Linked DNA regions of Homo sapiens: region 1 is linked to region 2. The links are chromatin contacts, found by Hi-C or POLR2A ChIA-PET in ENCODE. All regions are on one chromosome and are shown on one strand. Each heading gives the region's core, a stretch centred on a gene start or an enhancer-like site at or near the end of the contact. The rest is flanking DNA. Distances are from core to core; before and after follow the strand shown.

Region 1 (5,404 bases), core at 2,519-5,018, 1.5 Mb before region 2:
AAAAAGAAGCAAAGCCATTGACAACCAAGGACAATGCAAGTTGAAAACAAATAATACAAGAGGTGGCTGAACAAAATGTAAGTCTGGATATGGTATACAGGTGGCACTTAAAAAAATACTTGTTGACTGAGTGGGTGAATTAATGAATGGGAGATAACCTCAGGTTTCTTCAATGAGTTGCACTAAGGTCTGGAGAGGTGAAGGTAGATGGAGTTCATGTGAAATGCAAAAAGAGTAAGGGAATAGGGATGGGAAACCACTGGATGCATGGATAAACTACCAAGTGACCTAGACTAGGTAGGTGACTGTATAGGGTACCTAAAAGAAAGTGTTTGGAGCTTCACTTGTGTAGAGTATAGGCTTTAGACTTCCTAGGTTTGAATCCTATCTGGCTCTATCACTTTCATCTGAATGGCCTTGGGTATGCTATTAACCACCTAGTGGCTTTGTTTAATCAGAGCAAAATGGGGTTCAGTCATTCATTTAAGAAATAGCTGGGCACTTAATTTGTGTCAGGCACCGTTCTAAGTGCTGGAAATACAACCATGAATACAAAAACATCCCCGTCCTCATGGACCTCATAGTCTATTCACAGACAAATAACAAACAAATTCAGTCCGATGGCCATAAAAGGCACAGAAAATGAAAGGGATGAAACAGATAAGGATGCTATGTTAGTTGAAAACAACAACGGCTAATACGTCTTGTGTGCTTATTTTTTTTTCTCCCCTCAAAATTTGTATATTGAAACCTAATCACCAATGTGAGTAGCAGGAAGTTGGGGCCTTTGGGGTGATTAGGTTATAAGGGTAGAACCCTCACTGTTGGGATTGGTGCCCTTATAAAAGTGATCCCAGAGAGCTAGCTGGGCATGGTGGGGAGCACTTGTAATCCCAGCTACGTGGGAGACTGAGGCAGGAGAATTGCTTGAACCCAAGAGGTGGAGGTTGCAGTGAGCCAAGATTGTGCCACTGAACTCCAGCCTGGGTGACAGAGCAAGACTGTCTCCAACAACAACAACAAAAAACAACAAAATACCTCATATGTTAGATTTTTTAAATTGAGCCTACAAAAGTAATTTATCCATATCTACGTTTAAATCACTCCATATTTCAATACTTAAATTATTATTATTATTTTTTTGAGATAGGGTCTCACTCTGTTACCCAGGCTGGAGTGCAGTGGTACGATCTCAGCTCACTGCAATGTCTGCCCCCGGATTCAAGTGATTCTCCCGCCTCAGCCTCGGAAGTAGCTGGGCCTGCAGGCGCAGCACCACTACGCGGGGCTATTTTATTTTTTTAGTAGCAAGGGTGGTCTCACCATGTTGCTCAGGGTAGTCTCGAACTCCTGAGCTTGGAGCAATCCACTGGCCTCAGCATCCAAAGTGCTGGAATTACAGGTGTGAGCCACCGCACTTGGCCTCCAATTATTATTATTATTATTATTACTAGTTTTTGAGAGTCTTGCTGTGTTGCCCAGGCTGGAGTGCAGTGGCACGATTGTGGCTCACTGCAAACTCTGCCTCCTGGGTTCAAGCAATTCTCCTGCCTCAGCCTCCCGAGCAGCTGGGATTACAGGCACCCACCATCATGGCTGGCTAATTTTTTTTTTTTTTTTTTTTTAAGTAGAGCTGGGGTTTCACAATGTTGGCCAGGTTGGTCTCAAACTCCTGACCTCAGGTGATCCCAACTGACAGATAAAACTGTGTGTATATGTCATGTACAACATAATGTTTTGAAGTATACGTACATTGTGAAATGGTTAACTCTAGCTAATTAAAAAATGTTTTACCTCACATAGTTATTTTAGTAATGAGAACACTTAACATCTGCTGTGTTTTTCAAAAACACAATGTTTTCCAAGATTACAATGTCATTAACTATAGCCACCATGCTGTCCAATAGATCTCTTGAATGTATTCCTCCTATTCAACTGTAATTATGTATCCTTTGACCAACATCTCCCCAACCCTCCTTCACCCCTAACCATGCCAGCCCTTGGTAACCACCATTCTATTCTCTACTTCTATGAACACCAAAATTATTTAAAGGCTGTACTTGTCAAGAAATATAAATGTATCATTTCAAGTTCAGATAATGTGTGTATTTAATTCTTATTTACCTGCCGTTTGAAGACAATAAAGCATATAGAACACAAAATTTAAACCTGATCTTACCTTTGTAAGATAATCCACTTTCAAATTGTCGATCATCATAGTTTTCTGGGATAGCTCAATTTTTAGTAACTGAATATTATGAAGTAGTTCTTTTCGTTCAATTAGCTGCCTGGTGATTCTGACTTTGCCCTCTCGCTCTTCTGATGAGGAAATATCATCCGTAGGAACTGTTGTTTCTAAACTAATATCTTCAGATTCCAGAGAACTAGAGATGTTCACTTTTTTTGACTCCTTTGAAATTTTTCGAGACATTTTTATTATTATGGATCAGTTTTCTTCTCTAATTTGATTTTAATATTCTGTAGGTTAAAAAACATTAATTCAAATGTACTATAAAATTAACTACAGAAATCATGGACTGTATTAAAGAGAGACTAAGGATTCCTTAAATAAATATTAGGCAATTTAGTGCATCCCAAATCTAGAACAGATTATTGCAGTTAAGTTAATGCTCAAATCAAACACATTAATTCCTAATATGAAGTCAGCCTTCGAGAAACTTAAAAAAACAGTTCCTGCGGGGAGGAATCTTACTTGGAGGAAACAAAGAAATGTACAAGATGAAGAAAAAAGCCCATTATAATCAAGAATGGCACCACTAAAACCAACACATGCTCAAAGATAACAGAAATCACGTCTGAGTTGGTCAGGGAAACGTTACACAGAGGTAGCACTTAGAATCTTTAAAGATTTGGACAGGCATGGTAAAAAGGAGAAATCATGCAGTTATTAATGATACGTAAGTGGAAGTAAAAAAACAAAGCCAAGTCTTGGAATAGTTACTCCTTTCACCGCCCCCCCAACACAAACACAAACACACACACACACACACACACACACACACACGCCCTTAACGATCAAGACTGGAAGGCCTTAAATGTCAAAATAGGGTTGGATTTTATTCTACAGGCAATGAGGCATCATTGAAGATGTTTTAAATAGGGAAAACGGGGACAAAAACATTTTTTATAGATAGCAGAATGAAAACAACAGGATATAAGAAAAATTCAAGAAATTCTAAATAGAACTTACTTCTAACTCTCTCATAAGAATGTTAGCAACTACCTTGTTTTAATACCTCATGATATAACAAATTATGCTATTAAATATTTCAGTTTTTCTAAACTGAATGATAAGGAAAGGTGTGTGGAGGGGAAACAGCGAGAACTATACTAAGATCGGCCTCCCTCCTTCTTTTTGAAGGGAAATAGGTAAGAAAAAGTGAATTCAAAGACAAATTCTCTCCTCGATTACAAAGGGCCCGAGACGGGGACTGCCTATACACTCGGCGTGAAAATTAAGCCCCAAACTTGGCAGCTCGGGGGATTCCTTGCCCCACGCGGGAAAGAAAGCGATGATAGTCGCAAGTTACCTCGAAAGTGTCAATTACTCCACACTGAAGCCTTGACCAGCAGCCAGTGCAGACACCGAGGGACCAAAGGCGTCTCCGGTCGGAAGCACAAGGTTGCAGGCCCTCAACAAGGGATTTCAAGGCAGGGGACCGTTAGGACCCGTAACCAAGACAACCATCTCCGCACCCGCAAGGAGGACAGAACCAGCACTCCCACAAGCCGCCGGAAGTCAACTCTCCCGGATGTTCCGAGGAGCGGAAAGCAACACACGTTGTGAGGTGGCGTCCAGAAGGAAGCCCCGCCTAGGCCACGGGCGGAAATGGCTCCTCGCCTTGCTTTGCCGCCCCTCCCCACTCTCGCCCAATCCCCGCGGCCGTCAGAGAGCCAACCAATGTTTATCTCGGCATTTTCCCGCGAGAAGTGTTACTAATATCCGGGAATGGAAAGGGAAGAACCTCCGGGGTTAGGCGTATTCTAGATTGACGCCTTTTGCTGGAAGAGCGCTGCTGGGGTTAGGATTCTGCGCGGCGAGGCAAGATGCTCAAGTCCAAGACGTTCTTAAAAAAGACCCGGGCGGGCGGCGTGATGAAGATCGTGCGCGAGCACTACCTGCGAGACGACATCGGCTGCGGTGCGCCCGGGTGCGCAGCGTGTGGAGGGGCGCACGAGGGGCCGGCCCTGGAGCCGCAGCCCCAGGACCCGGCGAGCAGCGTCTGCCCGCAACCGCACTACTTGCTGCCCGACACTAATGTGTTACTGCACCAGGTGCGTGGGCGGGCGAACCGCGGACAGCGCGGCCCCACGGGGACAAGGGGGTATGACAGGGAAACTGAGGCCCAGGGAGGCGGGTCTTTGGCAGTGTCACATACCTAGCGAAAGGGAAACCCCCTCGGGACCGAAGCTTCCTGTTCCCCAGGCCGAGGTTCTTTTCCTTGTGCTTTAAAAAATTTAGTTCTTGGAGTCGTAGTTCAGACACGTTATTTTTCTAACTCCTGGTGTCTCTTCTGCCTTAGATTGTAAGTGCCTGGAGGCCGGGGACCTGGGCTTCTGTGGCCTCCAGCCTGCGACTCCCAGGCAGCTTGTAAGTGCCTAGGAACAAAAAACTATGTGGGCCAACGTATTCCTTTATTAATACCCTTAATTCTACGAAGTCTTGTGATTGGTCTGTTTAAGTGTGCTTTTTTTAATAGATCTGAAGGGTTTAGTGACTATTGTCTCGTTTTCTATAGCCAAATAGCTTCTTGGCTTAACTTATTCAGTGTTTTTAAAACATAAAGTATTTATGCCCAACATAAAACAGGATTTTATGTTTGACAGAGCTATTTACAAATGAATATAGGAAAAATTAACTTTATCTTTCTTTAAGATTGATGTTCTTGAGGACCCTGCCATCAGGAATGTAATTGTGCTACAAACAGTTCTTCAAGAAGTGAGAAATCGCAGTGCCCCCGTATATAAACGCATCCGAGATGTGACTAATAACCAAGAGAAGCATTTCTATACTTTCACTAATGAGCACCATAGGTAGGAGGAATATTACGTTAAATATCAGAAAACCACAGGATTAGCAAAATTCGGGAGAGGGTTCCTGTGAGTAATTTATGACATTGTCAGAAGATAAGTGATAGATTTCATACCTTATTTAATTCTTACATGGCTGTGCAGAAGATAATGCTAAGTGGATCTCTCTAAGGTCACACAGGCATTGATGGGCTCAAGCCTAAAACCAAGGTCTGCTGACTCCTAGACTACAATAGGTACTTTAATTTCCAAAATGTTTTCATTTTGAATTGGTTTTAGCATGAGTTGGACCATAGAATCTTGGAAGATGAGATTTGCTTAAGTTCCTGGAATACCATATTATGTGAACAAC
Region 2 (5,238 bases), core at 129-2,628:
CATTAAGAGACAAAATGGCAAAGTTGGACCTTCCTGGGACACACCACCAGAAAAGGGAAAAAAGCCGCAGATGGGCATGCATACAACTTCCTAAACACTGTGTGTACTTACCTCCCAAGCGTAAGGACACTGTTCATGTGGAAAGCCCACCATAAGGGAAGAATCATGGGGAAGGGACCAGCCTATCAAGTCCTAGGATCAAGGCGAAACATTACACCTGACTTTCACATGCCTGTTTGTGTCTTGTCCAAGCGTACTTTTCTTTCTTTCCTAGTCTAAAGCCTTTTAAAATAAACTTCCACTCCTGTTCTGAAACTTGCCTTGGTCTCTTTTTCTGCCTTATGCCCTCAGTCAAATTCTTTCTTCTGAGGAGGCAAGAATTGAGATTGCTGCAGATCCATACGGATTCGCTGCCAGTGACTCGATGCCTACTATCGGTAACATATTTGGTGCCTTAAGACTCAACTACTTGCACTGGTAACACATTTGGTGCTGTGAGACTCAGATATTTCTCACCCATAACAGTCCCACCCAACACTCACATACCAGTTTTCAGAATTTAGTCCTCTGGTTGGCAAAGTTCCAAGAGAGATTAGGAACTGTTGTCTTTTGTTCTAGATAGCAATATGTCCAACTAAAAATTGAGTTTCTGCTATTAAGGAAGAAGAAGAGAGACATAGTTGAGGTAGAAGACAGGAGTAAAATGAAAGCTAGATGTCTTCTTTTATTGTCTGGCTAAACCACTCCCTTTCTGAAAGGTCAATGTATGGTGTGATGTCCACAGAATCACAGCTAGGGACACTATCTATGTAATTTACAATACTTTAACATTTGAAAAGGGACACCATTTATATGCTGGAACAATAAATATAAACTAAGATCCTCCTGGGAAAATCAAGATATATAAGCACTGCTATCCTAGTTAAGAGAAACCTCACTAGCTCCTGTCATTTACCTTCTCAGTAACCTAAGGCTAATGTCAATGTTTCGGTAACAGACAGATTGCTGTTTCAGTAAACAGTGTTTCGGTAACAGTGAGGGACTAAGTGGCTAAGTTGGCTGGACTTCCTGGGTCAATAGGGACTTCCCTAAGGGGACTTTCCCCTAAGCCAAAAATAAGTCATAGCTGCAAGCTAAGGGATTGAAACTTCAACCAATCAAAGGGGACCTTCCCCTAAGCCAAAATGAGTCACAGCTGCAAGCTAAGGGATTGACACTTCAACCAATCATACAGGGAGTTTAAGCTCTAGCTGCAGCCTGATGTTTTTAACCAATCAAGCCTGCCAACCCACAAGCGGATTGAAAATAAGCTAATTCTATAGGATAGAAAAAGGAAAAGAGGAGGGGTCATAAGGGGATATAAGCATAAGACACCCAAGCCAAAAACGGCAACCTTTCCGGGTCTCCTTCCACCTCGTGGAAGCTTTACTTTCGCTTTCACTTTACTTTCACTTTAATAAATCTTGCTGCCACACACTCTTTGGGTGCACGCATTTCTCCAATTGAGCTGTAACACTCGCCGCTGAGGTCCATGGCTTCATTCCTTGAAGTCCATGAGATCACGAACCCTTTGAGAAAAAAACCTTCCATGAGGAGAAGACTTCTGGTCTCAACAGGAATAATATTAATAACCAATATTAGTAGACCAAACATGTTTGCAGATATCTTGTTTGCTGCCTTCCCCAAACGGCTGAAACATTTTGAAAACAAATGAAAACAACAACAACAAAAATAAAAGTTTTAGAAATAAGTTTATTTAACACAATAGTTAAACTAATTGCTCAAATTCAGAGTAGTGAAAGGCAAAGTCAGGATTTTATCTCCAGTAGTGGTCATTGCTCAAAAATACTGTAAGTAAAACTAACAATCCTTTGTTGACTGGGGCAGAAAAGTACAGTCAAAACAAACAATAGACCACCTAAGACCTGTGGGAAAAAGCTAAGAAATGTTGTTTGTTTGTTTTAGAAACTAGAACTCTCAAAAGCAACACGCACACTTGGGAATTTAGAAAGCCAAGAGGCATGTTCAGAAAACACCTGAGATGACCTTAACCTTTCAGGTTGGGCTGATATTTAGGCTCAGTGCAAGCTAGGCTAACTGTTGAAGGAGTATCCCAGTGAGAGGTGAAGCCAGCTGGGCTTCTGGGTTGGGTGGGGACTTGGAGAACTTTTCTGTCTAGCTAAAGGATGGTAAACACACCAATCAGCACTCTGTGTCTAGCTAAATGTTTGTAAACACACCAATCAGCACTCTGTAAAAACGGACAAATCAGCACTCTGTGTGTAGCTAAAGGTTTGTAAATGCACCAATCAGCATTTTGTAAAAACGGACCAGTCAGCACTCTGTAAAATGGACCAATCAGCAGGGCATGGGAGGGGCCAAATAAGGGAATAAATGTTGGCCATCCCAGCCAGCAGCAGCAACCCGCTGGGGTCTGCTTCCACACTGTGGAAGCTTTGTTCTTTTGTTCTTTATAATAAATCTTGCTGCTGCTCACTCTTTGGGTCTGCACTAGCTTTATAAGCTGTAAAACTCACTGCGAAGGTCTGAGGCTTCACTCCTGAAGTAGGCGGGACCATGAACCCACCAGGAGGAACAAACAACTCCAGACGCGCCACCTTTAAGAGCTGCAACACTAACTGCGAAGGTCTGCGGCTTCATTCCTGAAGTCAGCGAGACCACACACCCACCAGAAGGAAGAAACTCCAGACACATCTGAACATCAGAAGGAATAAACTCTGGACACACCATCTTTAAGAATTGTAACACTTACTGTGAGGGTCTGCAGCTTCATTCTTAAAGTCAGCGAGACCAAGAACCCACCGGAAGGAACCAATTCTGGACACACAAGCATGGAGATAATGTGCAAAGACTGGCAGAGGTCTGTCTGTCTTTTTCTTTTTTTTTGTGTCCCTTCCCTTCCCTTCTCTTTCTTTCCTTTTTCATTCATTCTTTCCTTTTTCATTCATTCTATTTCTTTTCTTTCTCTCTTTCTCCTTCCTTCCTTTCTTCCTATTGGCTCCTTGCCTTCAAAGACATCTCTGTGAAAGCACTAGCTGAACACAAGCTATGCAGAAGAGATGTCAACACTTTACATGATCAGAAATGAAGTTTTTACAGGAATAGTTTGGGTAGGTCACTTTTCAGGTAGCAGACCCTGAGGAAGAGGGAAAATCTGAGTTCCAGAGTTGCTACATTGTAAGATTTAAATGCTCAATTTTAAACAAAATAAATCACAAGGCATACAAAGAAACGGGAGTCTATGCCTTATTCTAAGGAATGAAGTAAATTTACAAAATTCATTCCTATAGAAGTCCAGTCATTAGACTTACTAGGCCAAAAATTTAAAACAACTATTTTAAGTGTGCTCAAAGAGCTAAAGAAACACATGCATAAGGAAATAAAGAAAATCAGAAAAACAAGATATTTACAAAATTAGAATCTCAATAAAGAGAAATTATAAAGAAAAGCCAAACAGAAATTATGGGGCTGAAAGGTATAATAATGGAAATAAAAATTTTACTATAGGGGTTCAACAGAAAATTTGAGCCAGTAGAAGAAAGAATCAATGAATAAGAATGAAATAATTCTTGAGAATAAGCCCATTGAAATTATTGATTCAAGAACAGAAAAAAAAAGAATGAAGAAAGGTGAACAGTGCCAAACAGGCTTGTGGGAGATCATCAAATGGAATAACATACATATTGTGGGAACAGCAGAAAGAGAGGAGACAGAGAAAGGGGTATAAAGGATATTTGAAGAAAAGTTGCCAAAATCCCTTGAAATTGATGAAAGATACGACAATATACATCCAAGAAGCTCAATGAACTCTAAGCAGCAAAACTCAGGGAGTTTATCAACAATGAATGGAAAACTGAAAAATTCACCAATATATGGAAATTAAAGAACACACTCTCAAACAACCAACAGGTCAAAGAAAAACTCACAAGAGAAATGAGAAAATACATAGAGATAAATGAAAATGAAAATGAAAATATACCATACTAAAACTTTGGGATGCAAAAAAGTAATGTTCAGAGGAAAATTTCTAAGTGTGAGCACCACATTGAATATTTTCAAATCAGTAAGCTAACTTTACACCTTAAGAGGAAGAAAAAGAGGAACAAATTAAATCCAAAGATGGCAAAAGAAAGGAAACTTTAAAAAATAGCATGATTTAAAGAGGGAATAGAAAAAAAGAGAAAATCGATGAAACAAAATGCTGGTTTTTCTAAAAGATAAAAGAGAATTGACAAACCTTTAGCTACATAGATTAAGGAAAACAACAAAAATAACTAAAATCAGAAATGAAAGTGAGGACATTACTACTTACCTTAAAAGTAAAAAGTATTTTTAAAAAAGAGCATCAACAATTGTACGAGAACAAATTAGATAACTTGATGAAATGGCCAAATTCCTAGAGACGTACACATTATCTAAACTGACACAATATGAAAACAACAGACAAATAGTATGGAAATAGACAAACATGTAAATGTTTAGTGGATTTTTAACAAAGTTGATAAGATTATGCAAAAGGGAAAGGATGGTGTTAAAGTGACACAGTGCTTAAAAAATGGAATAGTCACTTAAAAATTAAACCCTTAATTTATAGTATACACCAAAAAATTCAAAATTGATCATAGAACCAAAGATGAAAACTAAAAGTTAAAAATTTCTAGGAGGAAATCTACAGAATCACAGCATAAAATTTTTAAGAATTTGATTTGGGGAGGTGGCAGAGAAAGATGGCCAGATGAAAGCCTCCACTGATCATCTCCCCTCAGGAAAACCAAACTGAACAACTATCCACACAGAAAAGCAACTTCATGAGAACCAAAAACCAGATGAGCAATTACAATGCCTGGTTTTAACTTTGTATTACTGAAAGAGGCACTGAAGACGGTAGGAAAGACAGTCTTGAATTGTGGACACAACCCCTCCTTCATCCTGTGGCATTGGCCACATGGTACAAAGAGAATGTCTGCACCTTGTGGGAGAGAAAGCGCAGTGACTGTGGGACCTTGCTTTGCAACTCAGTGCTGCTCTGTCACAGCAGAAAGCAACATGAAGCAGAACTCAGCTGGCACAAAGGTAGCTTTTAGACCAACCATAGCCAGAAGGAAATTGCAGATTGCAGTGGTTGGAGCCTGAGTTTCAGTAAGCCTTGCTACTACTATGGGCTAAAGTGCTTTGGGATTGTAAATAAACCTGAAAGGCAGTCTAAGCCACAGGGAC

Evidence for each region. A loop is a pair of places that touch in the nucleus more often than their neighbours do. ChIA-PET counts read pairs that join two places held with the same protein, here RNA polymerase II (POLR2A). Pooled maps may share reads with other maps.
Region 1: a map of CD4-positive, alpha-beta memory T cell shows a loop between it and region 2 (25-fold over the local background). The contact joins the promoter of PIBF1 here to the enhancer-like site in region 2. A Hi-C loop is called at or near these places in 1 of 168 maps with a recorded cell type or tissue (CD4-positive, alpha-beta memory T cell), 1 of 37 single-sample maps with no recorded cell type and 10 of 50 pooled maps. POLR2A ChIA-PET finds 5 or more read pairs at or near these places in 1 of 52 experiments (GM12878).

The regions. Positions count from the first base shown.
Region 1 is chr13:72,780,497-72,785,900 of GRCh38, reverse strand. PIBF1 (progesterone immunomodulatory binding factor 1) reads right to left here and starts at 3,768. Exons shown (of 18, transcript NM_006346.4): 1 at 3,552-3,768; 2 at 2,180-2,478. The coding sequence starts at 2,431. It overlaps DIS3 (DIS3 exosome endoribonuclease and 3''-5'' exoribonuclease), which reads left to right and starts at 4,001. Exons shown (of 21, transcript NM_014953.5): 1 at 4,001-4,296; 2 at 4,898-5,055. The coding sequence starts at 4,069. RefSeq lists enhancers at 3,868-3,977, 3,895-4,809 and a silencer at 4,258-4,307.
Region 2 is chr13:71,287,256-71,292,493 of GRCh38, reverse strand. No RefSeq gene overlaps it. Among named protein-coding and RNA genes, the nearest start is that of LINC00348, 270 kb to the right of the region's middle. RefSeq lists an enhancer at 1,016-1,305. Within about 2 kb of position 1,378, at least 12 of the 41 ENCODE cell types and tissues checked have a DNase peak (open chromatin) inside an H3K27ac peak, as active enhancers do.